7 separate regions of the Mus musculus genome follow, and regions 1, 3, 4, 5, 6 and 7 are each linked to region 2. The links are chromatin loops, found by intact Hi-C in ENCODE. Cell type or tissue: heart. All regions are shown on one strand.

The links. Hi-C counts contacts between places; a loop is a spot of excess contacts. Peaks named below come from ENCODE experiments on the same cell type or tissue, not always from the same donor. Only the 100,000 strongest peaks of a DNase experiment are listed, where the experiment ranks them.
Region 1: it touches region 2 in a loop (9-fold over the local background); 30 of 42 quality-filtered maps call a loop at or near these places.
Region 3: a loop joins it to region 2, with 9 times the contacts of the local background. A loop is called at or near these places in 14 of 42 quality-filtered maps.
Region 4: it touches region 2 in a loop (10-fold over the local background); 15 of 42 quality-filtered maps call a loop at or near these places.
Region 5: a loop joins it to region 2, with 11 times the contacts of the local background. A loop is called at or near these places in 29 of 42 quality-filtered maps.
Region 6: a loop joins it to region 2, with 13 times the contacts of the local background. A loop is called at or near these places in 29 of 42 quality-filtered maps.
Region 7: it touches region 2 in a loop (12-fold over the local background); 33 of 42 quality-filtered maps call a loop at or near these places.

The regions. Positions count from the first base shown.
Region 1 is chr9:42,548,865-42,552,864 of GRCm38, forward strand. It overlaps Grik4 (glutamate receptor, ionotropic, kainate 4), which reads right to left. Exons shown (of 21, transcript NM_175481.5): 15 at 1,543-1,652. Among named protein-coding and RNA genes, the nearest start is that of Tbcel, 79 kb to the left of the region's middle. In heart, a CTCF peak has its summit at 1,503 (motif pointing right); a DNase peak (open chromatin) is centred at 1,497; H3K27me3 peaks cover 2,629 bases.
Region 2 is chr9:42,943,248-42,947,247 of GRCm38, forward strand. Grik4 (glutamate receptor, ionotropic, kainate 4) reads right to left here and starts at 1,124. Exons shown (of 21, transcript NM_175481.5): 1 at 1,080-1,124. In heart, a CTCF peak has its summit at 1,664 (motif pointing left); DNase peaks (open chromatin) are centred at 724 and 1,664; H3K4me3 peaks cover 1,777 bases; H3K27ac peaks cover 1,235 bases; H3K27me3 peaks cover 3,249 bases.
Region 3 is chr9:42,571,603-42,575,602 of GRCm38, forward strand. The region is part of intron 13 of Grik4 (glutamate receptor, ionotropic, kainate 4); the gene reads right to left. Among named protein-coding and RNA genes, the nearest start is that of Gm36590, 100 kb to the right of the region's middle. In heart, a CTCF peak has its summit at 1,722 (motif pointing right); no DNase peak of the experiment used is centred here; H3K27me3 peaks cover 1,638 bases.
Region 4 is chr9:42,387,029-42,391,028 of GRCm38, forward strand. Tecta (tectorin alpha) reads right to left here. Exons shown (of 24, transcript NM_001324548.2): 5 at 1,139-1,276; 6 at 631-796. Gm47629 (a long non-coding RNA gene) reads left to right here. Exons shown (of 3, transcript XR_003948138.1): 2 at 179-1,285; 3 at 3,802-4,000. Among named protein-coding and RNA genes, the nearest start is that of Gm47629, 3.1 kb to the left of the region's middle. In heart, a CTCF peak has its summit at 1,625 (motif pointing right); no DNase peak of the experiment used is centred here; H3K27me3 peaks cover 1,120 bases.
Region 5 is chr9:42,786,896-42,790,895 of GRCm38, forward strand. The region is part of intron 3 of Grik4 (glutamate receptor, ionotropic, kainate 4); the gene reads right to left. Among named protein-coding and RNA genes, the nearest start is that of Gm36590, 120 kb to the left of the region's middle. In heart, a CTCF peak has its summit at 1,754; no DNase peak of the experiment used is centred here; H3K27me3 peaks cover 3,003 bases.
Region 6 is chr9:42,686,528-42,690,527 of GRCm38, forward strand. It overlaps Grik4 (glutamate receptor, ionotropic, kainate 4), which reads right to left. Exons shown (of 21, transcript NM_175481.5): 4 at 1,406-1,570. Among named protein-coding and RNA genes, the nearest start is that of Gm36590, 15 kb to the left of the region's middle. In heart, a CTCF peak has its summit at 1,820; no DNase peak of the experiment used is centred here.
Region 7 is chr9:42,324,713-42,328,712 of GRCm38, forward strand. No RefSeq gene overlaps it. Among named protein-coding and RNA genes, the nearest start is that of Gm26272, 9.0 kb to the left of the region's middle. In heart, a CTCF peak has its summit at 2,114 (motif pointing right); no DNase peak of the experiment used is centred here; H3K4me3 peaks cover 598 bases; H3K27me3 peaks cover 1,720 bases.

The sequences.
Region 1 (4,000 bases), 390 kb before region 2:
TCTAATGCCAGATTTGGGACAGTATATGGGCGTGGCAGCCACAAAGGAGGGTGCAGAGCCCATCAGGGTAGCTTTAGGTGAGTCCCTTTTGAGTGTTTATACAGCAACAAAGCACTAAGACCCTTTGCAGAGCCTTAGAGGTGACTTGAAAGCTGTGCAGACTCCACTAGAGCCAACTGTCCACACATATAGCCTTAGCCACAGGGGGCCAAAGAGAATCTCAAAGCAGCAGAGCCTGGATCTCACAGACAGCTTCCTAAACACAGCAGCAGACAGCGCTGCGAAGTGGAGAATGGAAGTGTCAGACAGCACGCAAGCTCCCGCACCTCGCCAGCTGTCACTGACAACAGATAGTTGACAGTGGCAGTGCCTATGGGGCCAAGAGAGGTGGGTGGTGTACAAGAGCAAACCCCGGTGCCTTTGAAGACTACTAGGCCGTTTGATTTAGCCTTTGATCACCACAAGAAGAGGCACACTGGGGTCATGTAAGACTCAATACATTCCTGTTGCCTTTCTTGAGTGGAAAGAGCATGGGCACCCAATCCATAGACAGAACACAACCCCAGGAAGACCCCCCCTCTGAGAGATAGAGCAGGATCCAAAGGATCATCTGGCCCCGATGCTGTGGCCTAGAGACAAGAAGTCACTTGCCACAGAGCCTCTGTTGGATTTCTAGCTCATTCTAAGCTATTCTCCATTCCCACTCAACAGTCCCCTGTGATAAACTGAGCAGGTGGCGGGGACTTAAACAGGTGGAAGGTGGCTTGTCCTGAAATTCAGGCTACCTTAGCTCAGGGGCAAACAATCCCTTACAGCTTAGAGATACCCTGGAGTGTTTCAATATGACCAGGAACAGTTCCTGCCTTCTGCGGACAAGGGAAGGTTAATTTTCCCTGGCCCCTAACCTTTACCATTTCTCCCAACTCAGTACTGGGCACAAATGTACCCTCTTGTTGCCTGCTACCCTCTGTGGGTTTTGTTTGCCAAGACAGCTGTGTTTTCAGAGGCAGAGCCAACCTCTGCAGAGGAAGCATTTTCCCCGGCCTGTGTCACTGTGGCCTCTGTCCCCCTTGTCCCCGCCCCCCCCCCCCCAACTCTATTTGGATTTGCAAGCTCCATTTCTCATCATTCAGGACTTTAGGGCAGATCATAGCAAGGAGGGATGCCAGGGTACCCAAATGCACCATGCTTAATTAGAGCAGTCTTCCTGTCGCCCCCTCCCTCTCTCCTCTTTCCCAAAGTTCCTATCCAAGTTGGGGCGGGTGGCAAGGATGCAGGAGGCCAGAATACAAAAGCAAACGCAGACAAGCAAACCTGTCCGCACTGTGCATGGTAGGGAACACAAGCACAGGCAGATGGACGGCTAGTGTGAGGTTGACAGCTGGGCAGAGAGCATTTCAGGCCCCCAGTCCCTCTGCCATCTCTATTTGGCACCCGAGGTCTTCTAAACCATCCTCTCCTCCCACCACCCCCCGCCCCGTGCAGTTCCCAGAGTGGACACGAGGTGGCGGTGTGAGGACAGGGAAGGAAAGGGAAGAGTACCGAGCCACCAGGAAGAGGACACAGCTGACCGCCAGATAAGCTAGAAGCATGAAGAGCCAGACTCCTGGAGAAAAGGGATCCAGGAAGGAGAAATAGCCCGGTCTGCGTCCCTGAAAATGAAGATGAAAATAAGATTCACTATACATAGTCAAAATGGCTTTGGGCAGGGCAGGGCATGAGCACTGGCTTGGACCTAGCATTCTGGGGAGACTCTGGGTGATTCTAACAATGCCAGAGATGATAGTGTAGCCCAACACCTTGTAAACCCCGATCTAGTGATGAATCAAAGAGCAGTGTGGGTCTGTCTCTTCCAGGAATAACGAGGCTTTGTGCTGAGTAAGTCTGCCAGCCCTTTGACACCTGCGACTACTGCCTTGGGGCTCAGGAGGACCTGTGAGGTGAAGTTGCTGTACAGGGGTCTGACCTCAGCACCTCTCTTTAATGTCTGCATCTTTCTCCTGAGAGTGTTAATATGGCTTGTTCCCTTGGCTTTTTGCTTTGCCAAGTGTCCTCAGACAATGGAAACAAAGTCCTGAGGGCCCCTCAGACGATTTTGTCCATTTTCCTAGTGAAGAAACCAAAGCCCAAGAGATGCACCCAAAGTCATGCCATGGCAAATGGATGACTTAGAGACACATCTTCTAACTCGAAGTCACCATCCGGTCCCCTCATAGCTTGATGTGCTTGCAACTCTTGAAGTTGGAGCCAGGAAAGGAAAATCAGCTCCAAGTTCCCACCACGTCTCACAAGAAAGAATGTGAAAGACGGTGTCAAGGCGTCTGGTGCCTGATCCTGTCTGGTCTCAGCTAAAGCTGGGCTAGATCAGACCCACTCTCTGAAAGCTGCAGGCTTGCTCCATTACCCTACAGTGTTTCGTCTTTCATTGAAGAGAGCTCACATACACATCTGTGTTCCTTTCTTCGTAAAGGAAACAAACACCCTACGTCAGAATGAACACCTAGACTCAATCTGTGGGTCACAACCTCTTTGGGGCACCAAATAACCCTTTCATAGATGTTGCCTGAGACTATCAGAAAACATAGGTATTTACATTATAATTCATAAAAGTAGCAAAATTACAGTTATGAAGCAGCAACAAAAATAATTTCATGGTCAGGGGGTCACCATAGCATGAGGAACTGTATTAGAGAGTTGCAACACTAGGAAGGTTGAGAACCACTGCCCTAGACGGTCTGACGGCACAGGAGCTGAGCAGAGGTTGCCGCTACAGGTGGGGTGTGCTCTCTCCAGCCACGTTCCGCTGTCAGCTTTATTTCTTCTGTTTACTACAAAACCACCAGGCTAGATGCTGTCTAAGGGCCATTCGAAACGGAAATGCTGTAATTTTTATGATCTCAGGAATCCAGGAAGTCTGTGGATGTAACTAGAAGTCAATATCACCTTAAGCCAATCTATGAGTAGGTCTGCTTTCACACTTAAAGTTATATCAGTCATAATAGCACCTACTACCTGTATGCAGTGCCTGCCTCGATAGCTTTCTGTGTGAGTGACCCCATGGTACCTGCATAGCCTTATTCCTCAGTGACTTCAGCTTTTATGGGTGGCTTCTCATTTCCTCTCAGAGAACCAGGAGGAGCATCCTCAATGCCCTAGGGAAGAATTTTACTTTCCCCTGGCACAAAAGGGACACAGAGTTGCTTTACCACTTGCCCTGCTTATAGGCAGTCATTCTTGAGACCTGCCGTCTTTCATCAATGTTACCAGAACCTCTTAGGAAGCCTTTATGAAAATAATTTTCTTTCCATGTATAGCACAGGCCAGGGAGAATCCAAGGGCATTTTCTCCCAGTACATGAATGGTTGTTGATGTTCAGAGGACGCTTGATCAGGCTGGTTGGGAAAATGAGTCTGAAGAAGAGGCAAAGGACGGCAAAAGAGGGAAAGGAACAGGAGGAGGAGGAGCAAGAAAAGGAGAAGCAGCATTAGCAGAAAGAGGAGGGGGGAGGAGGAGGAGAAGCAGAAGCAGCAGCAGCAACAGGAGAAGGGGGGCAGGTTAGAGACCAGATCATGAGTGTGTTTGCTCCCATCATTACATCAATCTTGTAACAAGAAACAAGGGGTTCAGGGGCAACAGAAGCTGGGTCCACGGTTGTTCATTGCAATGTCTACCACAGGCTGACTGTCTTACTCATCGCCCTAGCATCCCGTGGCAGACACAGAAAGATGCAGAGTGTGAAGAACCCACACAGGTGATGAAGGACTCAAAGAAGACCACCTTTGCTACTTTTGTACTGCAGTAGAAATCACTAGCTTGGTCCACTCTCGGGGCTACGCTTGGTTGCAGACTGCCTCTCGATAAATGTACATGAATTCTATGTGACCTGTTAAAACTGTTTTATTCTGTGCCTTTCAAGTGTGAGACAGCCAGGAAGGGGGAAAAAAAATCTTTCATTGCTGCTTTCTGAATCTGAACTCCATTAGATGTTCCATGTCAGAAA
Region 2 (4,000 bases):
GAGGAAGATGGCAGCATCAAGTACAGATGCCAAGAACCACACAGCCCAAGGTCCAAGAGGGGACCAGCTCAGCCTGCATAGCCTGGCTACAGCCAGGCAACCTGGCCCGCGTGCCTTGTCTATCCCTTTGGTCGCGCCTCCCCCAACCCCAAAGCCCTGGGCCAACTCTCCCCAGGCTCCACCTCCTCCCTCACTTTCCTCAGCTCCAGGGAGCCCAGGGAGGGAGGCACAGGTGCTCTTGGCGCCTTGGACAAACCCCCTGTCCCAGCCGTCACCAGGGCGCCTTCCACCCCAAGCTGGGTCGGAACCACTCCGGCTCTGCCCGGTCCTCACTAAAGAACATCTCCTTAGCTCCCCTCCCCCTCCACTGATCCCCTTCCCCCTCCAGCGCCCAATGCAGGTCTCCAGAGTTTTTCCCTTACTTCCCACTCGGGTGAACTAGGGTGGGATGGCTAAGAGGCCCATTAGTCGCAAGAAGGAGGGTCATTTCTGATAGGACGCTGGCTTGGCCCAAAGCAAGACGGCGTGCAGGGTTGGGGGTGTGGTGGTGGCCGGAGTCCAGGGCCCGAGCAGGGGTGGTCAAGACAGATGGCAAAGAGGGAAGGGAGAAGGGGGCTCAGAAGCCGGGCTGGTCTGATGGAAGACTGTGGCGGGCAAGAGCGGCCCGTAGGAGAAGCCGAGGGTGACGAGGCGGGGTAGAATCGCCAGTGTCGGGAAGGGGCCGTCATCCCTGCAGGGGGCAGAGGCTGGGCTGGGAGTTGGACTGGGAAGAGGGAGGATCACAGAAGGAGGATCGGAGCGGAGGAGAGGAGGCGCAGGGGGAAGCAGGCAGGGATGGAGACTAGGGGAAGTACGGGGCAAGGTGGCGGGGGCTCAGCGGAGAATCCGGGGTCGCAGGCATCAGAGTGCAGGGGACTGGGCAGCTGGAGGCGGGAGCGGGGCCAGGCAGGGTGCGGGCCGCGGCCCGGAGGGAGCTAGCGGCGGAGACGTCAGAAGTCGGGGTGCGGCGCAGCCCCGGGGGGCGCGGGGAGACAGCGTAGGGCGCCGGTCGGGGGCGGCGCGGGGGCTGCTGCCCTTACCTGGGCGGCTCCGCACTCCGGGCGCCAAGCTGGGGACCCGACGTTGCTCGGCCGGCGGCCCGGCTGTTGTTTTCCCTTTTTTTTTTTTTTTTCTTTTTTTTTTTTTCTTCCGCAGCGGCGGCGGCGGCGGCTCCAGCTCGATCCGCCAGCAGCCGAAGGCAGAGTCTGTGTCCGGCTGCGAGCGAGCCGGGAGCGGGCAGCGCGGGAGGCGCGCGGAAAGGCGCTGAGGCGCCGCCCGGCGGGCAGTGAGGGAACTGCGGCGGTCCCGCACGCGGCCGGCCGGGGAGGGGGCGTCCCTTCCGGGCCGCGGCCGCCGGAGTCTCCGCTCGCCGGCGGGGTCTTTAGCTGGGGACCCGGACCTAGGTAGCCGAGCGGCGAGGCGGGGAGGCCGGAACAGACAGAGCCAAACTTGCAGCTTCCCTGATCCGGACGATCGGGAGACGGCGGGCCGGGGATGGGGGGGCTCCGGGTGGGCGCTGCAGAGGACTGACCCCCAAGTGAGGAGCTGGGGTACACTTCACCATCCAGCGCCAAGGGGCAGCCCGCCCTGGTCCGCAGGAGTTATTAGCTTGGCCTGCTTCGGTGGGCGAAGGGCGACTCCTGGTGGCGTTTTAGGGGCCAGACCTAGGGGACGAGGCGTAGAGACTGCGGCCTCCTCGGTGGTGGCGCGGAGCTGGGTGAAGCTTTGCTTTAGCAAGGCCAGATAGACCACAATGTTTCAGGAGGCCGAAGAACCACAGCTCACGTTTGGAAGTCTACTGGTTTGTGCACACAGACCTCCTGGGAGAAGTTGTCACTTTATGCTACACATAAGGAAACCTCGGCCTAGGAAAGGTGAAAGACCTAGCCTTCACCAGGAGCTGGGGGCTGGACCAAGAGAGAACCAAGCTACTTGGTTTGAGGGATCATTTGGCCACATCATAGCAGCCTTGGGGTGGGTGGGTGGGGGGCTAGAAAAGGAGAGGGCAGAGGAGCAGGAGGCCTCAGGGGGTCAAGTGACTTCCTCAAACCGATTAGTTCCTCATTTCAAACCCAGAGTCTTAGCCGTAGACAAACCCGGAAAGCATCTAAGCCAGCCTCCCAATCGTCTCCCACTCTTCCTTCACACCTAACCACCTGCTTACCCTAAAGTCTCCACGAAGGGGCTGTTCTAGGCATTCTTGGTTGGTTCTAGGGCCTGGGAGGACAATATACACGGACTACAGGATATTTGTTGACACTCCCTATATCATGCCGGGAGGGCAGCAGAGCTGAGTTACCTGCTTGGGGGGCTGGGGGGGGTGGCGATTGTGGTTGTAAGAGCCTGTTCTCTCTCCCACCTCCTCTCCCAGACTGGACTTTATGAGTGCTCTGTTGGCACAGGACCGGCCACTCTGGATAGCTCCAGTCCCTTCGGTCTTTCCTCAATCAACTGTCAGACGGATGTCAGGAACACAAGCTACCTGACTTTCTACTGACCTAATAAAACCAATCCATGAGGTTAAGTTGAATCCAACCTGCCTCAGCACAGGTCAAAGGTTTCCATATTGGATAGGATTCCATTTCTTCAGTCCAGTTTTTTTTTTTTTTAACATTTATCCTGTGTCAAGACTACACCATTTATTCAAGTGCCATTCCCAAAGGCTTTCACATCAACTTGGCAAGGTGGACCTTACCCTGCCTTCTGAATGAGTTGAAGGTGATCTGTGGGACACTCCTATCCTATCCTGAGGTGACTGCAGCGCCTTTCCCTGCCTTGGAATGCTAGAACCTGTTAGCGTGAGTGAGAGGACGGTATCGGTAGTGTATGCAGAACCTGCTCTGGGCTGACAGCAGTGAGGGGCATCCCTGTGAGCAGGATAAGTTATTTCACAGTCCCTGGTGACTTCAGAGTGACATGCATGGTTCTTAGTCTACTGGAAGAATTCAACAACAGCACGCCCATAGAGGTTTAAGAGTTAGGACAGGAAGATAATTCAATATGAAAAACGTTTCTTCGTATTCGTTGGCCTTGGAAGCTCATTCTATGAGCCAAGGGAGGTGTGAGGGGTTGGTTTTAAGACTAGTAACCTGTAACCTGCTGGTAACCTGCGGCCTTGTGAAAACTCCCGTCTCTTCACTTCCTGTGAGGGTAGATTGTCTTCTTTAAGTCTCTGCCCATGGAAGCAAAGAGACCTTGCAAACCAGTGCCGGAAAAGCCCACCTTCATCCTTACTTAGCGATGCCCTAGCCACTGCCCTTTCTCCCCATCCCCATCCACATAGCTGTGGACATGAGATATCCAATGCTTGGACTCTCTCTCTATTCCTCCGTAGCCAGTACCACTTGTCCAAATTCAACCCCATACCAGGTAACTTCTAGAAGCAGGAAGCTCAGTCCAGATCGCCTCTGGAGAGTAGGGAGAGATCAGACAACAAGAGCTGCCTCACATCTTGAATGGTAAAAGCAGAGGAGATGGAAAACGAAGCCCTCTTGCCTGAAGCATCACTCACTGCCAGCTCCCATGCTGGGCTAGACAGACAGAACTCTGTGTACCTGGCCATCCTGATTAGCTGGTGGATCCAAGTTCTTCGGTTGTTGGTGCCTGTATAAGCTTGTTCTCCAGTGTTTATTTTTAGCTCTTCTCTCTTTGTATTGGCCTCAGGTACAGCACAAAGAGAAGTGCTTGCTCTGAGTTACACCTAATGTATCTATCCCAGAAGCACCCGTGAAAGCTCAATACAAGGTGATGATGACCTGCCTGCAAAAATTGGGACCAACTGAGACCCCCAGCGACCAAATAGCTTGTCCACACATGACCTGCTATCCTCTCTTGGGGACTGTTCCAATCATTTCCAACTGGCTCCAGGTTTGAAGGGCTAGCTCCCTTAAGTCTTTCCTCAATCAACTGTCAGATGGATGTCGGAAACACAAGCTACCTGGCTTTCTACTGACCTAATGGA
Region 3 (4,000 bases), 370 kb before region 2:
TGCTGAGCTGTCTCTGATCAGCTTCTGCTCCAGGAAGTCCTGTGCCCCTGCACCTCGGCTCCCTATGCCTCTTTGGGCCTAGCTTATGCCTGCTGCTCCCGTGGATTCTTTCTCTTTCTTGATGGCCCTTTACTTAACTCTGTAATTGCATCTCCACCTCTGTAAGGCTCTGGGAGAAAATGCTGCTCAGAACAGGATGGTGCTGAGCATCCCAAAAGCCCTCATCCCTGGGGAGATTGCCTCTGAAGAGCACAGAACATTTCAATCAAGGCCAGGTAAGGTTGGAGAAAGGGGCTGACATTCTCTATGACATCCAGAAGGGAAGGGACTCTGAGGCCATGCCTCTCTTCTGTGATCACAAGCCTGGGTCATCGAACTAAACTGGGTTCAAGCCCATCACTGCCAGGAGGACTGGTGGAGTTGATGACTAGATAATCACATGTGATTATGTAACTGGATTGAGAGAGGAATGGCATCTTGACTTTGGTCCAGTTGTTACTGAACAGGGAAGAGGGTGGACAGTGTGTACACATCATTTCATTATTAGACAGATGCCAGTACTCAGGGGACAGGCAGGATGGCCGATGTGGGTGGAGCTTTCTCTGCTCTCTTTGTTTGTTTGTTTGTTTTTGTTTTTGTTTTTGTTTTTCTGGGTTGGGACAGTAAGTGTTCAGAATCTCTCAACCTAATCCTGGCTGTCCTGGAACTTGCTTTTTAGACCAGACTGGCCTTGTGACTTTAGTAAACCCTCATGGCTTCCCCATGCCCACTTCTCACTTTACCATGAGATAACAATGGCTGACTCGGGATCCTTTAAGGCTACTTAAGATTGTACATCTTGTGAGTGAAGCACGGTGCTTAGCAATAACAATGGCCAACTAGGGATCCCTTAAGGCTAAGGGAAATTGCACACTCTGTACTGGAAGCACAGTGCTTAGCATATAGTATAACTTTAACAAATGGTCATTAATATTGTTTTTTCTTTTCTAGAAAAATTCACCTTTGCACCATGACAGTGAGGCTTTGTTGTTGCTGTTTTATTTTGTTTTGTTTTTAAATAGAAAAATCTCACTATGTATCACAAGGCTGCCCTTGAACTCACAATCCTCCTGCCTCAGCCTCCTAGGTGCTGGAATTACATGAGTGAACCTTCAAGTCTCTTGGTTTTATGCTTTTTCTTGAGACATTTCCTGTGAGCTGGGTGTGCTAGATGCATAGTTTTAACCTCAGCACTTGGGAAGCAGAGGCAGGTGGATTTCTTCATGTCCAAGGCCAGCCTGGTCTACAGAGTAAGTTCCAGGATTGCTAGGGTTATATTGAGAGACCATGTATACTCCCTCAAATCCCACAAAAGGGGCAGAAAAGGCAAGTTTCCTGAGACTCCCAGCCACATCGTCCATCCTGCCTGTGCAACCAGTGTCCACTCACTGGTCCCCTGAACACTGGTGTCTGTCTAATGAAATGATGTGTATTCTCTCCTCTCCCCTCTCCCCTGCTGAGTAACCCCTGGACCAAAGTCTAGACGCCATTCCTCTCTGAATCCAGTTACATAATCAACATGTGAATATCCAGCCATCAACACCACCCATCCTCAGGACCATTCGAAGTTTTCATCTTTTCAGGAGCCAGCCCTCCCATCTCTCTCTCAGTCACTGAAGGAGAGAAGGCAGAGTCTAGTGTGCCTCTCTCTGTTCATCAGGTCAAGTGACTTGAAACCCCACTAGAGGGCGCACACCCCACTCGCTAATCATGAACCCCTAATGTCCAGGATAGCATTAGCAGGGAACCCAGGTCCTTACTGGCCAGAGCAATTGTCAGCAGGGTGCTAATTACACTTCTGGAAGGGACAGAGTAGGCAGGTCTGGGCTAAGCCAGGAGCCAACCACAGGGCCTGCTCCGTGCTGAAGCTGCCCCTCCACCCCCACCCCCGGGCTCTCCGTGCCAAGTTCTCTGCTGCTCAGCCAGGTTAATTAGCAAAGCATCTCCACCCACTCCAGATGAGAATCTGCACACTTCTGTCTTTCAATCTTTTCATCTGCTGCATGCAGGCCTTTCTCCCGCCATCCCCATCTATGCAGATGCCCAGGGAACTGGAGTCTCAGAGCAGGGAGGCACGGACTCTGACGGAGCCAGGGACTCACGGCCGGCCACTGCTGGCTTTTGTGTGCCTGGGAAGTCATCACTTACACTCCATAATAGCACAGCGTCCTGTTTGCATCATCAGGATGGATGCCCACGCCACCCACCAGGGGTGGTCAGGGAAAATGCCTAGCAGTCACATGGCATCCGCAAACGTTGCGTGTCCCTGCCCAGTGGCTTAGACAGGGAGCCCATCTCTTGGCTGTTCCTGAAGGATAAGGGAATACAATTGTGTCTAGTTTTGGTCACCTGTATAGGCGCGCTAGCACACACACACACACACACACACACACACACAATTTATGCTCAGTTCAGTCATCTGTACAGGTTTTCTCACCTCTCCCAACCTCCTCCCTAAGCCTGCTCCCCGGAAAGCTTCCATTCAGAGAGAGCCCCAGCCACTCTTCACACGCCTGCTCACTGTGCCCAGCCTGTCACAGTGGTGCTGGGGGAGGCAGATGCCAGAGACCCATTAGCATTCATTGGGGGAGTGGCAATGTCATCTCTAGGTCCAAGTCATCCCTGGTGCTATTTCTTGAGGTGACAGTCTATTCTCAGGGTTGGATGGATTCCCTTAGAGTTAAATTAAAATCCCTATGAAATATTTACTTGGCTGGGCACAGGGCTCGGTGACTGGCCTGCGAGGACAGATCGGAAGAATGATTGCGGGCTGTGGGGAGAAGGGGCTAGCTCGTCGCTTGAGGGTGAAGCCATAGGGCACAGGGTCTGAGCTGGGTGGGGGGGACTGAGAAGACAGTGTTAACTTTTGATGTCCCCTGACAGGTGTCTGTTCACTGTGCTCCTTCCTGCTGTTTGTGCTCAGATAGACATGTGCCTGAACCAAAGCTCTGCCAGCATACAGTCCAATGCTCTGCCTCAAACTAGACCTATTTCCTCTGAACACCCTGTCCCTCTCTGTCTCTGTGTCCCTCTGCCTCCTCTCTCTCTCTCTCTCTCTCTCTCTCTCTCTCTCTCTCTCTCTCTCTCTCTCTCTGTTGTACATGTGTGTATGTGCATTTCCATGTGTGAGTGCAGGCTCATGAGTGGCATGGCAAGTGTGTGGAGGTCAGAGGAAAACTCCGGGCGCCAGTCCTTGCCTTCCAAATCGCAAGACAGGGTCTCTGTGCAGGTTAGGTTTTTTTTTTTGCCAAGTTGATATAACCCTAGTCGAACCCGGATAAAGGGGATATCAGTTGAGGAATTGCCTGCATCAGATTGGCCTATGGCATGTCTGTGAGGGCATTTTCTTGATCGTTAATGATGTAGGAGGGCCCAGCCCATCCTTGTGGGTGGTGTCATTCCTCAGCAAGTCTGGGCTGTTTATCAAAGTTAGCTGAACACAAGCCATGAAGTGAGCCAGTAAGCATTCCTTCATGGTCTCTGCTTCAGTTCCTGCCTCTAGGTTTCTGCTTTGAGTTCCCGCTCAAACTTCCCTCCATGCTAGGTTGTAACCTGGAAGTGGTAAGTGGAAATAAACACTTGTCTCCTCACATTCCTTTTTTGGTCATGGTGTTTATCACAGCAACAGAAAGTTGACTAGTATGGTCTCTTCACTGTTCACTGCTTGTGTGTCAGGCTAACCAGGCTTCAAGCTTCCAGAATTTTCCTGTCTCTGCCACCCATCTCACCATAGGAATACTGGCACCACAGATATACCCTACCATGGCAGCTTTATGTGAGTTCGAAGGGTTCGAACTCGGGTACTCCTGCTTGCATGGCAAGCACTTTACCATGCAGAGGCATCTCTCTAGCCTTCACTGGATGCCCATGTGATGGGCCACTCCCAGCCCTCTTGGACTCATTATCCTGCTTCATCTTCATTACATGAGGGCCATGATCTAAAAGTATCTTGCTAGTGGAT
Region 4 (4,000 bases), 560 kb before region 2:
GGTTGAGAAAAGACGTCACACTACAGAGGCCAATGAACAGGAAACCCACAGAGGTGCCTCCCCACGGGCCTAAAGCGTCTCTGATTCCCCCAACCCCTGTATGTCTTTCTACCCCTGAGAGGGTTTTAGGTTTTAGAAACTCTCGAACTCAGCTACTTTTTCTTTCTCCTGATACCAGGAGCCTCTGATTTACCATCACAGGGACCTGGCGACACTCCAAGCTCACCCACTCCTGGGGATCTACGAAGTGCAGATGGTAGAACAAGAGTAAAGATGAGGAGAGACTCTTAAAGGGATAGCAACAACAACAACAAAATAAGGCGAGGCAGGGGAGCTCCCTTCTCTCCATCTGCCTGAGAAATCACTCAAGGCCCTGCTTCACTCTAGAGATATTCCAAACTGTTAGCCGCATGCACATCACAGGCAAGGACTCCGAAGCCTGCTGCATGGAGTCTTGTTCCCTGGGTGGGGAATGTGCAGGCTAAAATTACCTTGATGTCCATCACAGAGCTGAGAGATGTCATGAGGGTAAGGCACCAGGAATGAATCCTCCCCGTGGCTGGAAAGCTCACCTGTCAATATAAGGAAACCCAGCCCCATGCTGTCAGAGAAAAGGGGAAAGCTTTTTACCTCTAGAGGTGCAGCCATTGGCCGGGTCAATTTCCTTCCCGTCAACTTTAAATGCCCAGCGTCCTGGAACATTGACATTTGTGGTCTCTTGAATATTTACAATCTCAGGGGTCCTTGATCCCGGAAGACTGAAGAAATTCGTGAGGTTTCCACCATTAAATCCTGCCTGGAGCACACACACACACACAAAAGGGGTTTAAGCACTTACCATCCCTATTCCTTAGCTGACTCGATTACATTAAGAATTCATCACACTTGGAAACAATGTATCACTTTTTCCTGGATTCCATGAGTCACCATTCAAGGGGTGGAAAGCCTGCTTAGTTCACTCCATGCCCAGAGTAAGGTATCAAAGATAGATAAGGCTAGCCCCTCAGTATACCTACAAGATCAAAAGTGTGCTTCCAGAGCAAGGGTATTAACGGGACTCTGTCCAGGATGCCCAGCAAAGCAAGCAAGAGATATGGTGATATAAATCTGCAAGAGGATGATGCAGAGAACCTTGTACCTGTGCCATCACACCTCCAAGGCCTGTTAGAGGGTCGCCACCGCTGGCTGTCCCAGTCGTCCAGTTGATCTCATAGTAATTAAAGAGCGTGAATGTGTAGGAGCCGTCGGATACCAGCACAGCCTGGAAGGTGTTCACCTGCAGAAGGTACAGAATGCTCATGACTCACGCTCTCAGGAGGTCATCACACAGTGGTGGCTACCCTACCCTCACCCCCCGCCCCCCCCTCCCCCCCGCCACAACCACTCAGTGCCTCTAACCCTCCAACAGCTCTGAACTGCACCACAGCCCAGCCCTCCTCACACCCTGCCTCTGCTCAAAATGTGTTCCCACCTCCAGGGCAGAAAAGCAAGATGTGTAAAACTCTGCATCCAGCTGAGAGGTTGCCTGAGAGAAACCTGGGGTCTGACTCAGTGCTCCCCATCCCCATCTATCTTGGACCAAAACAGAAGATTCAGAGTCCCCTTTTGAGCATGCGATGCCTTGAGAACACCTATAGATGGCAGCATGAGAATAAACTATAGGAAATATCAAGCCAGGGACCTCCGTGCAAATACCTGCACCCAGAGCAGAGTAGGCAGGGCGGGGTGGGGAGGGACACAGTGAACCCAAAGTCCTCTGGAGCGGGCTTTCTCTGTTCCTGGAAGACATCACTATTCTGGATCAGATGTCTCACCCCACCCCCACCCCCCCTTTAAGATGAAAGTTGGGAAGTGATTTTTAAAGAAGTTCTTTCTGGAAAGAAATTGCTCTTCTAATTGAGCATTTATGCATTAATTTGTATCTGTAATATCCTCTCAGTACTGCAACTCAGACTGGGCAATGGTTTGGGTTCCTTCCATTTAGAGCCGAGCAGCTAAGGACTAAGTGAAATGAGTTGCTGGAAATTGTGCTATGGAACACAGGACTGCAGCCAGAGCACCCAGCCTACCTCTCAGAGCATGGTCACTCCAAGATGTCTTAGCCTTAAGCTTTTAAGAGGACGGGGATGTTATAGGAAGCCAAACCTTGCAGATGGTCCTCAGAAATAAGCTGCATCTGGCCTTAGCCCTTACTACGTCCCTTTCCTCATCCCCAGCCTTGGGCCTGTGCTTTCAGGAAATGCAAATCAAAATAGAATCAAAAGTAGCAGTTGCGCCCTTTCTCTCTTCAAGCCTCTTCCTGGCTGCCTGATAGCATCCCAGTTAACATTCTGTGCAAGAGCAGAGGAAGACCCAAATTCCTATCCTGTGTAATCAGACTGGGATGGAGGATCTTGGAAACCCATTCTAGACAGGTCCAGGGAAAAGCACTTTGCTAGTAAAGAAAAGCCCTTTTTGTAAAAGAGAGCCTTCTCCTCAGGCCCTGTGCCTGACACAGCCGATGGCGTTTATGATAAAGTTGGCTGGGTATATGACTTCGTTCTTTGGGCCCGTTGAACAAAAGAGGAAAGTAGGACAAAGAGATGAATGATCAATAAACTCAAGGTTTCTACAAGATCACTAGTGGGGACAGATTTAAAGGATAGGTGCAGAGCCAGGGCCATGCACGGTTTGAAGCTGGGCCTTTTTCATCCCCAAATTCCCCTGCAGAACGGAATTTCTATCAACATTTGTTGGAAATACCTTTGACTCAAGGAAATACCTTTGGGATCAACCCCCAAAATCACTCCATCCCTTCTTATCCCCACCCTGACATAAACACACACACACACACACACACATACATACACACAAACACAACACAGTCACACACACAAAACAGACACACAGACACATAGATACACACACCTCATCTGCTCTTACTTACGCACACAACCCTACCCACACGTATTTTTTCAATACTCATTTTAAGACTTCCCTAGATCTGGTTTTGCACAACCTTGTTTTTCAAGAATTCAGAGAGCTCCTTAGGACACTTCCTGGAGGAGGCAGCTGGAGACAGTTAGGAGCCACCCTGAAGCGTTCACTGTGATCCATTGCTCTGAGGCTTAGGAGGCCTGAATCTCTATTATGGTCACCTTGGAACATAGATGGCACTTGGGCGGGGGTTATTGGGGATTAAGAAATAGCTGAGTACAGGACTGACACATAGTTAAAAGTTCAGTAAAAACTGGCTCTCCTGAAACACATCCATTTCCTTTTCAGCTGGGAGTGTCTTGTCTAAAGATCTCTCTACCCCTTGTTTTAGTCTTGGGTGGTCCTGGGTGGAATAGGTAGGCCCATTTCAAAGGTAGGGATGGATGGATGGACACTCTGCTGTTCTATAGAATCCATCATCTTTTCCTTTCCCTCTAAAAGCTCAAAGCCCTTCAAGGTTTCATCGTCCGTCCTCACAGAAAGAGATCGCGCTTGCTTTAGAAACCCCATCCAAACTACAAAGCAGAAAGCACCTAAATTATCCTGGCAATTTTTACAGCCAGCAGAGGGTTTAATGGGGGAAATGGTGGTCAGCGTTTGATGGGCGTCCCTTTTCTCCCCTACCCCTTCACTGACACTAAAATTTATCGATCGCTGGCACCCTGCATCCCTACGCTGTAAGATATGAGGCTTAAAGGACATAAAACATCACCCGAGGAGTCTTTAGCGATCCATAACGTGACAGAGGGAGACACATGCTTCTTTAGAGGGGTTATTTCTAGCCCATGCATCTGGTGCTTAAACATGTGTCTTTCTGTTCTGCAGGACCTCTTAGCAATAAAGTGCTTCGAGCTGCTAGACAGACGATGCTAAAACCCATCCCCATTGTGTCCTCGCTATGAATTGCAAGACCAGCACTTTTTAACCTCTCTCTGCTACACAAGAATTTCTGTCCCACCCCCGAACAGTCAACTCATTGCCAGGAAAGCAGATGGAATTACAAATAACCCTAAGAAAGAAGAGG
Region 5 (4,000 bases), 160 kb before region 2:
TGTTTAGATTTGTGTATGTGTGTGTGTGTGTGTGTGTGTGTGTGTATGTGTGTATGTGTAACACACACAGGCATGCACATGCGTGCCTATGCACATGGAGACTGGGGAACAACGTCAGGTGTCGTCCATAAAAATGATTGTACTCCTTTTGAGATTGACTCTCTCATAGGCCTGGACTTCAGCCATTAGCCCAGCGGGGTTGAGCAGTGAGTCCCAGGGATCTTGTCTCTGCTTCCCAGCACAAAGATCACAAGTGTTTACCATCATGCCTGTTAAAATTTTTACATAGCCTCTGGAGATAAAATTTGGATTCTTGTGCTTTGGAGGGCAAACACTTTAGCAACTGAGCTATCGTCCCAGTCCAGACAAAATCCTAAAGAATGAGAGACTCGTTAAAGACGCATGGCAAAGTGGAAATGTCTGGAAACCAGGAGCAAAAGGGCATGGAGTGACCCCTTTGGAGCCTGAAGAAAGCATCTCATTCTCCCAAACCTTGATGTCTCCATTTCTCAAACAGAACAATGAGACACACGGTTTAGTTTTGCAGTGCAGATAAAACTAATAACACACATAAAGGCTTTTTACAAATTACTAATCATTACACAAATGTAAGGTATCATTACTGTAATAGCCTGGCAACAATTCAAAACACAGCACGTCTGATCCCCCGCCAGAAGGACGTTATGCCGATAGACAGGTGAGTCGAGCGTCCTTGATGAATCGTTATAGAGGGTTTCAAGCTTAGGAAGCTAAGAGAGGCAATGATAACAAAACAGTCAGTTCTGTGATTTAGGGATGGATGAGTCGCTTTATGTGCAATCCCTAGACAACAGAAAACCCCAAACTAGATGTTCCCAGAGATCGGCAGACTCTTGGATCACCTGCTTCCATTTCCCAGGTGGCGCATGCTCACGAAATACAAATTTCCACAAATGTGTGCCTGATAAGGAGATATCATGGGCAAGGTAACTCGGAAGCAGCAATATCGAGATGCCTTCCAAAGCTGACAGCAGGAACGCTGGGGCTGTTGAATTCTCCACGTCACCGCTTCCATCTATTAGCACACATTATGGAGAGCAACAGGCAAGCTCGTGCAAATAAAGACAGCAGTGATGATCCTCTCAGCTGAGGTGGCCTAGCCTGCAGCGGGAACATGGCTATTACAAGGTCATGAGCCCAGCCGGAACAAAGTTCTCAGTCTTGTAGGAAAGATGTTATAAATGCTCAAATAATGATACAAGTGATCTAAGACACACAGTTAAAGCGATGCAGGAAGTTGTACAAGAACTGAGTTCATCGGAGCCTTCCTGGCTTAGGTAGCGATAGCGTCTGCTCTGGAACGAGCAGAATCACAGATTCCATGCGAAGGGAAGAACATGAGCGAAGACATAGACCTAAAATGGCAAGTTGGGAGCCAAAAATGAGTTGGTTCTGATATTGGTAGCATGAAAATAGACTCTTTTGAAGATATTAACATGCATTTGCTCTTCCAGCGCTTCGCATAGACTATCCCCCATGGTCTCCAGATAGTCTTCATATGCAATGCAACTCAAGACAAAGGTAAAATGAGCGTCAGGAGTGAGCTAATATAGCCAAGGTCCTTCCACTGAAATGAACTCGGATCCTGCCCTCCACTGAGAATTATCAGAAAGATGAGGAAGGAGCAGAGGAAGAGAAAAAAGGAGAAGAGAGGAACCAGGTTCTCCTTGGTATGTATCCTTGATTCATTGTGACTGTGTTTCGGGCTCCTTCCCATAGTCCCCGACAGATGGCAGCAGATCTAAATGTCATCGTCCTGCGAAGTCCGAGCCAGCTCCATTCCACCTGATGCCATTCCCCCTTAATGGAACTCTATTCCTCTGCGATAAACCACTGCATCAGTAGAGATAAGCTTCCTCTGACCGCTCAGGTGCAGATGAGAGCCATCCTCCCTCTAAGGCCTTGTCCCTTACCCTGTCAGCACCATTCATTGAGTCCTTAGGTCTATTTTCTCTTATTATAATTATTAGATTTGTCTTCACGATCATTCAGCTTTTCATGTGCATTAGAAATGTCTCCTCGAGCTTTTGGAGATCAGCGATCAAATGTTATACTTTTCTAATTTTTTTTCTTAACCTTGAGTGGCAGAGAATTAGACATAGAGGTATTGAGTATGAATGAGCAAGAAACCCAATCCGCCATCGTGAAATCAAATGTATGCTGCGTTTGCTTGGCTTTGATTTCTTCCCCAGAGAGAAACAAAGGAGGCTTGCCAGAAAGTGCTAATGGACTGGAAAAGTTCTGTGTTAATTTACAAGACCAACGGTGTTCACATCTTATCCTTTGAGGATCTTCCAACCCTTCACAAGAGATAACTTCCTACCTTCACAGAGGAACACTCGAGAGCTAATGTCTGCTTTATCTAGAACATAGTGAGAATCCATTTCTTCAGAACGTTCCTAGTCTCTCATGGCTATCTGATCATAGTTAATCAATCCACCCCCTACCCCCAGACACAAAAGTCACAGCCTCTGCTTTTTTCCTTCTAATCAAGATGTCTTGTCTGGGCTGTGCAGTGGAACACACCTTTACTCCCAGCATTTGGGAGGCAGAGGCCAGTGGATCTCTAAGTTCGAGGCCAGCCTGGTCTACAAAGGACAGCCAGGACTGTTACACAAAGAAACCCTGTCTTGAAAAACAAAACAAAACAAAACAAGTCATCTTGTCTGGGTTGGCCCTGAAGTTCATTATGTATTCATTAGACTATGCCTGTTTTGAGTAATGGCCCTGGAACCCTTCATTATTTTCATTTTGAGCAGTCATCTAGGCTGCCTGGTACTTAGTCTTCCGCTGTATTTTCCACACATCTTCCCACTTAGAGACTGCCTAGCCCCGTGGTTCTGAATGCCATTTGTACACCAAGCAGCTCCCTTGTTCCTCTCTCTATTTGAGACGGCTTCTCTGTGATCTAATATCTTATGCCCATTTGACTCCCTGGTGTCTCCACTTGGATATCTTTTAAACAACTCAAATCTAATGTCTACAAATGGAATTCATCTCTCTCTCTGCCTTAACCCCAAGCTTGCTCCTCAGGTCCCTCTTTGGATCTCAATAAGCAATATCCATTGTCCATGGCTACCTAGCTGGCCATCCTTAAATTCTTCTTCATCCTTCATAACTGGTCAACTTAACCCCAACCAGATCTCACCTCTTCATCATCTCTCCCCTAAGCCAATATTACCCCTAGCATGGGCTAGTAAAAGGTACTATGGGGGTAAGGGTGGGCAAGATGGCTCAGTGGGTAAAGATATTTGCTGTGGGGCACGTGTAAAGGTGAAAGGAGAAAAGTGACTCTATCGTGAAATCTCTCCATATCGCACAAATACACAGGTGACGGTAACTAATCTAAAAAACGAAAGTCCATGCCTATCACTAACATCATATTTGAGCTTTAGTTCATTTGTTTATTCAGCAATCTAGGAAATGTCTACTCTGCATCAGTCAATGTTCACAAATGAGCACAGCGGGTTCGAGCACCAAAGCAGAACTGCTACGGAAAGGAATGCACGAGGCTGATAAAGAGGAAGGCTGTGAACAATGAGGAGCAGTGGACGTTGTCAGGGGACACCTCACAGGGAGCCTGACATGAAAGATGCTGCTAGAGAATTAGCAAGAACCCACCAGGCAGACACTTGGGACACGCCCTCCTGGGTGTGAAGACGGAGAGATGAAAGTGTGGCGTGTTTAGGGAGCTGGAAGCAGACAGAGGAGGAGGCAGGGACTAGAGTACAGAGTACTCTATACATCCCTGCTGGGGGTGTGGACCTTGGTTTTATCAGGAAAGAGACTACCTACTCTTTACTCTGTGTCCAGTATGAGAATCAAACCAGGCATGCACAACGCAAGGAATATGTTTATTTATAGCAGTGGTTCTCAACTTGTCGGTCGAAACCCCAAAGACTATCAGAAAACACAGAGATTTATATTATGATTTATAACAATAGTAAAACTACAGCCATGG
Region 6 (4,000 bases), 260 kb before region 2:
AAATATCCTTCAAAGGCTCATGTGGTGAAGGCGTGTGGTCATCACATGGCAGTGGGAGGTGGGGCTAAGTGGAAGGGAGTGAGGTCACTGGGGCGTGTCCTTACAGGGATATTGGGAGCCTCCTTGTTCCCCCTCTTCCCATCTCCTCTTGCTTCCTGGGTACCACGCAGTGGGCAACTTTACTCTAACAAAAGCCTCTCCATGGTGCTCAGTCACGGACCTCAAAGACTGTGCAGCCAAGCAAGCCTTTTCTCCCTTTAAGCTGCTGTCTCTGGCACTTGGACAGAGAAGCAGAGAGGTGACTGATAGCTCTCTGCTTCCCTTCTGTAACAGAGCTGTTGTTCACTTCTGGCTTAGCTGCAAGGCAGAGGCTCAGTAGCTGAGGTTAAGTCACAAGGCAATACCAGCACCAGGCAGAGGACCGAAGGGAGATGCAGCAGATTGCGCAGACTAGCTCTGGGCTCAGGCTGATTATCCCACAACTTTGAGCATCACTGTTCTTCCTAAAATAGAGGAAGCAGCATGTAATTCTCATAGTATTGTTAGATGTAAAAGAGGCACCCATCACAAGGAACCCACCCTGTGTGCTATGAAAGTTGAGGGCCCTACTGTGTCTGTAAAACCCTACAATCCACAGGGAATTCTCCCATCTTTTAACTCATGTGAACCTCATAACAAATACGCAAGATTTGCAAAGTAGAACCTAGAACTCCCATTTTACTGATGAATAAACTGAGGTATAGATAGGCTGAATACCTCAGTTGGGGAAAATGGCCATACTCCATTCCAAGACACAGCATCTTCCTTCATTGCCTCCTTCAGCACAAGAGGATAAGGCAGAGCCAGGTGACTCCTTAGGCAGGAAAGTTGCTGTGATTCAAAGCTAGCCTGGGCTACTTACTTAGCTCTGGACCAGCCTGTGCTACAAAGTGAATGCCTATCTCAGTGGTGAACTACTAAAGACTTGAAGGGAAGGGAAAAGGGAAAGGAGAAGGAAGTTAGAGGGGGAGGAGGAAAGGAGGGCGGGATGGAGGGATGGAAGAAGGTACCAATGGGTAAGCTGCCTTTACTCTGGCTGCCATTCTTTCCCGATCATCCACAAATCTTTGTCCAAGTATTTGTATAAAAATGTCCAGTATGTGAATGAATGAATGAATGAATGAATGAATGAATGAATGAATGAATAGATGGATAAATCGATGGATGGATGTATTACTTGGTGAATTAATATTCTATCCAATTCATGGTCACAACAAATCCTAGGAGTTTCATCTGGACTGAGATTCTCATAGGCCTTCCTGGTATGTAACTCTCTCCCTCCCCTGAAGACATTGTATCGGAGGCCTGGCACTTAGCACACACCCACCACCAACTCTTCCTCTGCCAGCCTACCCATTCTACGTACTGGTTTCTGCAGTTTCGTACTCGCTGTCTCTGAGAAGCTCAAAGATGTCCACTTCGACCTTGGCCTTGCCCAGCCTCTCTGGTGCGCGGTTGATACGGTTCTTGGCCAGGGTGATGGAGAGCCGTTCCCCTCTGCTGCACTCCATGGGGTCATCCAAGATAGCAGCTGTGGGCAGGTAACCATATGGAGACAGTTGATATGCCACCCACCACCATTGCCCATCCATCCCTCTTCTCCACCCGCCCCACACTGCCACTTCCCTTTTCCAGTCAGCTTCCCAAATCCCTCTCCACTTCGACATCCACAGAACTCTCCAGAGTGAGTTTGCTGCATGCTTCAGCCTCTAGTCACAGACAGCAATGAATTCTATGGCATAAGCATCAGGGGAACAATGCAGTACCACAGCCGGCCACCAGGGGTCCTACCTGTCTGAGGTCCTTGGGCCCAGGTGCCAAAATACCCTCAAGAGACAGGGGCACAGAAAGGAACTTGCTCACTATCCTTTTGGAAATGGAACTCTAAGTCTACAAGAAGGTCCCTGAGGAAAGATAAGGCTGTGCATTTGTGAGGGACAGCTGTGGGACCAGGGAAGCAGTGACAGTACCGTGGAATGCTCACACTCCAGTCTCTGGTGCCCATGAGCCATGTGTCCCGGGTGAGCTATGAAACTTCTCTGAATATTTTTTCTTCACTGAGCACTGGAGTAGTAAAGGCGAGCTCAGCAGTTAGTGGAGGGATTCAGTTCAGGTAATGGCTGTTAGGGACCCATCATCCGGACTTAGCCAGTGTGGGTGACATGGAGAGGTACAGTCCCAGTAGCGGCCCAGCCTCAGGATGCAATGTGAAGGGAATCGTGGAGAATCGGGTGTAGCCGCTGCTCCACCCATATTAGCTATTGGGTCTGTTTCTTTACTTGAAAAATGAGGAGGAAAGCTCCTCGTGAGCCTACTGTGAGAAGTACATGAGATGGGACATACTCAATGCATCTAGTAGGCACTTGCATCTTGTAGGCACTACTAGGTCTTGCATCTAGTAGGTACTCAATAATGCTAGCCACAGAAATTCTTATTTCCTGGGGGATCTGAAAACTGACTTTTTTTAAATTTTACTTTACTTTATTTTATTTTATTTTATTTTATTTTATTTTATTGAGTGTATGGTGGAAGAGTGAAAATGGGTCAAAAGGGAGGAAAGGAAGGAGGGAGGGAGGGAGGGAGGTCGGTCTTTCCCATGCTGGGAAAGATCTGTGCCTTGGGAAGGAAGGCAGCCAAACGGGTTAGTGTGTAGTCAGTCATGGTGCTTTATCCAAAAGACTTTGGTTCTGGCCTCCCATTTTATTCCCAAAGGGCAGTCTGGGAACCCTCTTCCTCCATGATTGTTTCCCACTGTGGATGGAGAGTGTGTGTGTGCGTGGGTTATGAAAAACAGAAGGCAGGAGGAACTGGCCAACCTCCTTATCTTATAGACTGTTCGAATCTATCTTTGGAGAAAGTATTCCATGGCCACTGTGTGCTCCCTGAGATTCGTGTTTACTCCTTCAGGTTAGTCCAGCCTTGAGAAGACTTTGAAGGTACAGATAGAACCAGAGGCTGCTGAACACCTCTCCCAAAAGACTGAAAACTGACTTTTATGTAAACACTTGCAGCAGTTATTCACAAAGACTAACGGGGGAAATGCTGCAAATGTCCATCAACCGAGGGGCGAGGAAGACAATGCTTTCCTCTTGCGGTGGAACTATGACTGTTTAAGAGGAGGAAGGAAATATTTCCACACGTGGCAATGTGGATGGCCCTGAACAACATTATGCCAAGCAAAATAACCCAGACACAAAGAACAACATATCATCGGATGGGTGGGCCTATCAATCCAAAACTATCTAGACAAAGTGAATCCATAAAGACGCAGATCAGAGGAACAGTTGCCTGGAGTTATGAGACAACTGTGAGCGTAGTAAAAACCACTGAACTGTATGCTTTGGGTGGGTGAGTTACGCGGGAGATGAATTTTAACCTCAGTAGAGTAATTATAAAAAAGACAATCCAACATAGCGTACTGGCTAGTTTTGTGTCTACTTGACACAGCTGGAATTATCACAGAGAAAGGAGCTTCAGTTGAGGAAATGCCTCCATGAGATCCAACTGTAAGGCATTTTCTCAATTAGTGATCAAGGGGGAAAGGCCCCTTGTGGTTGGGACCATCTCTGGGCTGGTAGTCTTGGGGTCTATAAGAGAGCAGGCTGAGCAAGCCAGGGGAAGCAAGCCAGTAAAGAACATCCCTCCATGGCCTCTGCATCAGCTCCTGCTTCCTGACCTGCTTGAGTTCTAGTCCTGACTTCCTTGGTGATAAACAGCAATGTGGAAGTGTAAGCTGAATAAACCCTTTCCTCCCCAACTTCCTTCTTGATCATGATGTTTGTGCAGGAATAGAGACCCTGACTAAGATACATATCTTTCAGAGGTGAAGGAAACACCCCTGCCTCATGGACCTGAGTAGCAATGACCAGGTGAACGGGGTGGGGCGGGGGAGGGGGTGTTCCTAAGTTCTCATTGGCTTTCCATCACTGTGACTCTGAAGTCATCCCTGTACCTAAAAGGC
Region 7 (4,000 bases), 620 kb before region 2:
GATTTGTGTCTGTGTTACTCACAGTCCTTCCCCCCACCCCCCATTTTGTGCTGTGAATAGTCTTATATGACACCCAGGCGCCTCCACGTTTAACGCTGAATCATTTTCCCCTTGTCAAGTCGGTTTGCCAAATTGCTTTTCGATCATGACTCTTCCTCCACGTGGTGGACTCCCCGCTCCGCAGGAATGCGGGTATACCTTCCTCCACGTGGTGGACTCCCCGCTCCGCACGAATGCGAATGCGGGTATACCTTCCTCCATGTCGCGGACTCCCCGCTCCGCATGGATATGGCTATACCTTCCTAACAGTATGTTGCACGTCACACTGCGAAGATGCACGGTAAACGAGAGCGAATGAACACTAGTGACCACCACGGGTCCACATAATAAGACATAAAGCACACAGAGGACCACTGTGAATCCTGAGTTATAAATGTTTATGGAAGGTATGGTTTGAATGTGAAATGTCCACCCTCCATTGCTTAACCCCCTGGTCCCCAGCCGGTGGCGCTGTTTGGAGAGGCTGTGGAACCTTGGGGACTGTAGCCTAGCTACTGGCAGTTGGTTGTCCTCATTGGGCTAGGAAAGGGATGTCTGTTCCAGGTTCCAGAGAGAGTGTTCTACTTTCTAGCTAGCCATGAGGTACATGAACTATAAAACAAGATCTAGAGGTCATAGAGCGAGCTACCTCATGCCTTCCTTGCTGTGAGGCACTGTAGCACTTAAAACTCTGAGCCAAAATACATCCTTTCTTCCTTAAGTTACTGTGTCAAGTAATCTGTCGTGACAATAAGATAAAGAGCCAATATAGTAACAAGAGGATACCACTGGGAACTATGTCTTTTCTGCCTTGGGCTAAGACATAACCTAGAAGCAAAATTCTACATGACTATAAGGGTTTTGTTTGTTTGTTTTGTTTTGTTTTTAAGAAACTTTAGTAATTTGTGTAGACTCAAGTATTTGCAAGCCCCGAGGCAATTAAATATGTTACTTTCTTCAATAAAATGTTTGTATCCCAATTAAAATAGAACAACATAGTTGGAATTTTTTTGTACACTGAATTATTGCATAAAGAAATTTAAGAGTTAGGAAGAAGCCAAGAACTCTGGATTCCTGCTTATTAAAATATTGCTCCCATTTAAACACTTCTCATTAGGAATTGATCATTATTGAATAAATATACATGAAAATCCCCCATACATATATACAAGACGGTTTGTGCTTTTCCTTAGCACTTGATGCTGTTTATCCTTTAAGTTCAATTTAACACTTCTGTAATGTCTCCTCCAACGTGCAACATGATTCAAAGCCAAACAATATTAAATACAGTGAGAAAGCATTGGTTATGGAGGATGCTACATTTGCATAATGTATTGCAATTTCATCTAATGGGAGGATATCTTAGTTCTCCAAATATTTCACAATGGATATTTTATGTTAACAAAACAACAGCTAACCTAGAGGCGATGTGCAAACAGCAGCACGCAACCAAATGTACAGTGAATATAATCTCTCCATTTGTTTTCTCAGTATACAGAATTTGATTGTCGAGTTCTTCCTGGAATGATGGCCCTTTTGTGTTTTTATTTCTATCTATAGACATTGAGATCTGTCCCTCTGCCATGGCAGTGTTTTCTTAGGAGGGAGCCATATTTCAGTGAGCATAATTAAACCATCACCAACAGAACCTTCCATTAGTCAGAGCAGAGAGCTACTGCTCTTGCTTGGTGGATACACATCAGAGGAGTTTGCATTCTGCGTCGGGGGAAAGGCCAGTAAATATTTCATGAGCTCGTCTCGATTGGATTGTTTATTTCACAACATTTAAAAGAGATACTTAATTTTTCTCAGTAGCTATTTTTTGTCATCGAGTTAGAGAAATAGATATTAAGGACAAAATTTGCATGGGACGCCCAAAGCTGGTATTTTCTCGGAGCGAGGCTTACTGTGCGCATAAAAATAAATCTTACGGTGTTCTTTAGAAGATGCCCTTGGCATCTCCTGTGTTTTCTAAAGCTATATTCTGGTAATGTTCTGTAGCTAAGGTGTGGGGAGGCGGGGATTGTAATTTGATTGCTGTGGTTTCATATAATTCAGGTTTCACGCTATATTAAAAATGGACACTAGAGGGTGCTCTTTGATTTTCTTTTTCTCTGGCCTGGCAGCCGATGTCGGTACACCCAAGCCCTGAAAATTTCCCCAGTGTTCTAAGCAGGACAAAATCGCAGTGATGCATGCGGTGCGGAGACACCCTGAGGTTTGGAAGAGAGTCAGAGGGGTTCTAACAGGGGTAGCTTCTTAATTAATTCAGAATTAGTAAGAAGCAATGCTTTGTATCCCAGCCCTGGTGGCTGTTATCTTTTGATAATTACTTAATTCCTTTGGTTGCAAGGAATTTTATTAGATTTCAAGCTCTTGTTAAATGTCAAACGATTCTAAAAATAGTTGGAATATTAGACTATGTTAAATAATTGGTGCTCTTAAGCTCTGCCGTGAGGATTTTGAGTAAAGCACACACCTAGCACTGGTTAAGAAACCAATTATAGAATTCCCAACTGTCACAAATAGCAGCTCCCTGCTCCCCGATGTCTCCCTGGGTACTGAATACCATCAAGGCTGCTTTGTTTTCTCCTTTCTGCCCTTTGCTGACCAGACTCTTTCCCTCTTCCCTGTTTGAGTACAAACAATTATCTTTTCTGTTTGCTGGTTTGCGGTAGGGTCTCACACAGCCTGGAATGGCTTTGAACACCTTAGGTTACAGAACCCAGCTTTGAACTCCTGACTCCCCTGCCTCCACTTCCCAGGGATTAGGACACTAGGGATGTACCTCCATTTCCGGCGTCAGAGGTATCTTAAACTCTCGCGTGGCTATGTTTAACAAGTGTCATTTTCGAACATAAGAAAGAATCTTTGAGGGTCAGCAGGATGGCTCAGTTGGTAAAGGCTGTCAAGCCAATTACTGAATTTGATTCCTGGAACTCCAAAGGTTGAAGAAGAGACTCCATGGGCACAGGTTGTCCTCTGATCCACATGGACAGGTGAGGACACGTGGGCAAGTAAATGAATATAAGACAGAAACCTAAAGAATCTTTCTAGAAAAGTGTATGTTCCCATTTTACAGGGAAGAAAACAAAGGGGGCAGTATTGAGGGCGTTCAAGAGTCACACTTGGGGCAGAGGATTGGAAGAGTCAGGGCTGGATCCTGGTTTTTCTGTCTTTAGAGAAACAGGCTAAAGGGCCTGCCTGTGCTGTCATTTGTGAGGGAGTATTTCTCAACTCAGAGAGACATGCTTGCCTTGAAGACAGCTTGAAAGCCATTGCTGCTGGTTTCCAGTCTCCCTTACAGGCTCAGGGCAGGTTTCCAACTTATGGGGCCTCTGAAAGTTAGTTGATGGCCATGAGACTTGTGCTAGCCAATGGAATGGGAACGGCAACAAGGAGACTTCCAGGCAGAGAAGTGACAGAGGCAGAGCTGTGGGAGGGGCCCGAGCTGCTTGTACTCATTCCTTAAAGCCGCGCACTCAACTGGCGGCATTAAAAAATAGTGACGACACCATCAATCTCCTTTCCAGGAGACCAGCGAACGGCAGAGTCCACAGACATGAACAAGAAGCAAGTCTGTGCGGCTTAAGCCTTCGAGACCTCGGGGTCTCAAACTGTGTCTCCATAGTGTGGCTTACTGCAATGGCATACAAGTGAAGGACGTCAGACACATGAGAAAGCCAAATGCCAGTGGCAAAAACGTGGCCAAAGGACCAATTCATTTTATGTTCTGTATGTATGATGACACGCATGTATCTATGTGTGGTCACATACATATGATCACATATGTGTGTGCACCTTTGTGTGCAGGCACTGGAGGCCCGGAGTTGATGTCACGTGTCCTTGTATCACTCTCCTAATGACATTGTTATGAGAATGAATAAAGATAGATTGCTAAGTAATATTTACTGGGTGTTTTTGTTCAAGCTTTATCTAAGAAACTCAATGAGGCATTACT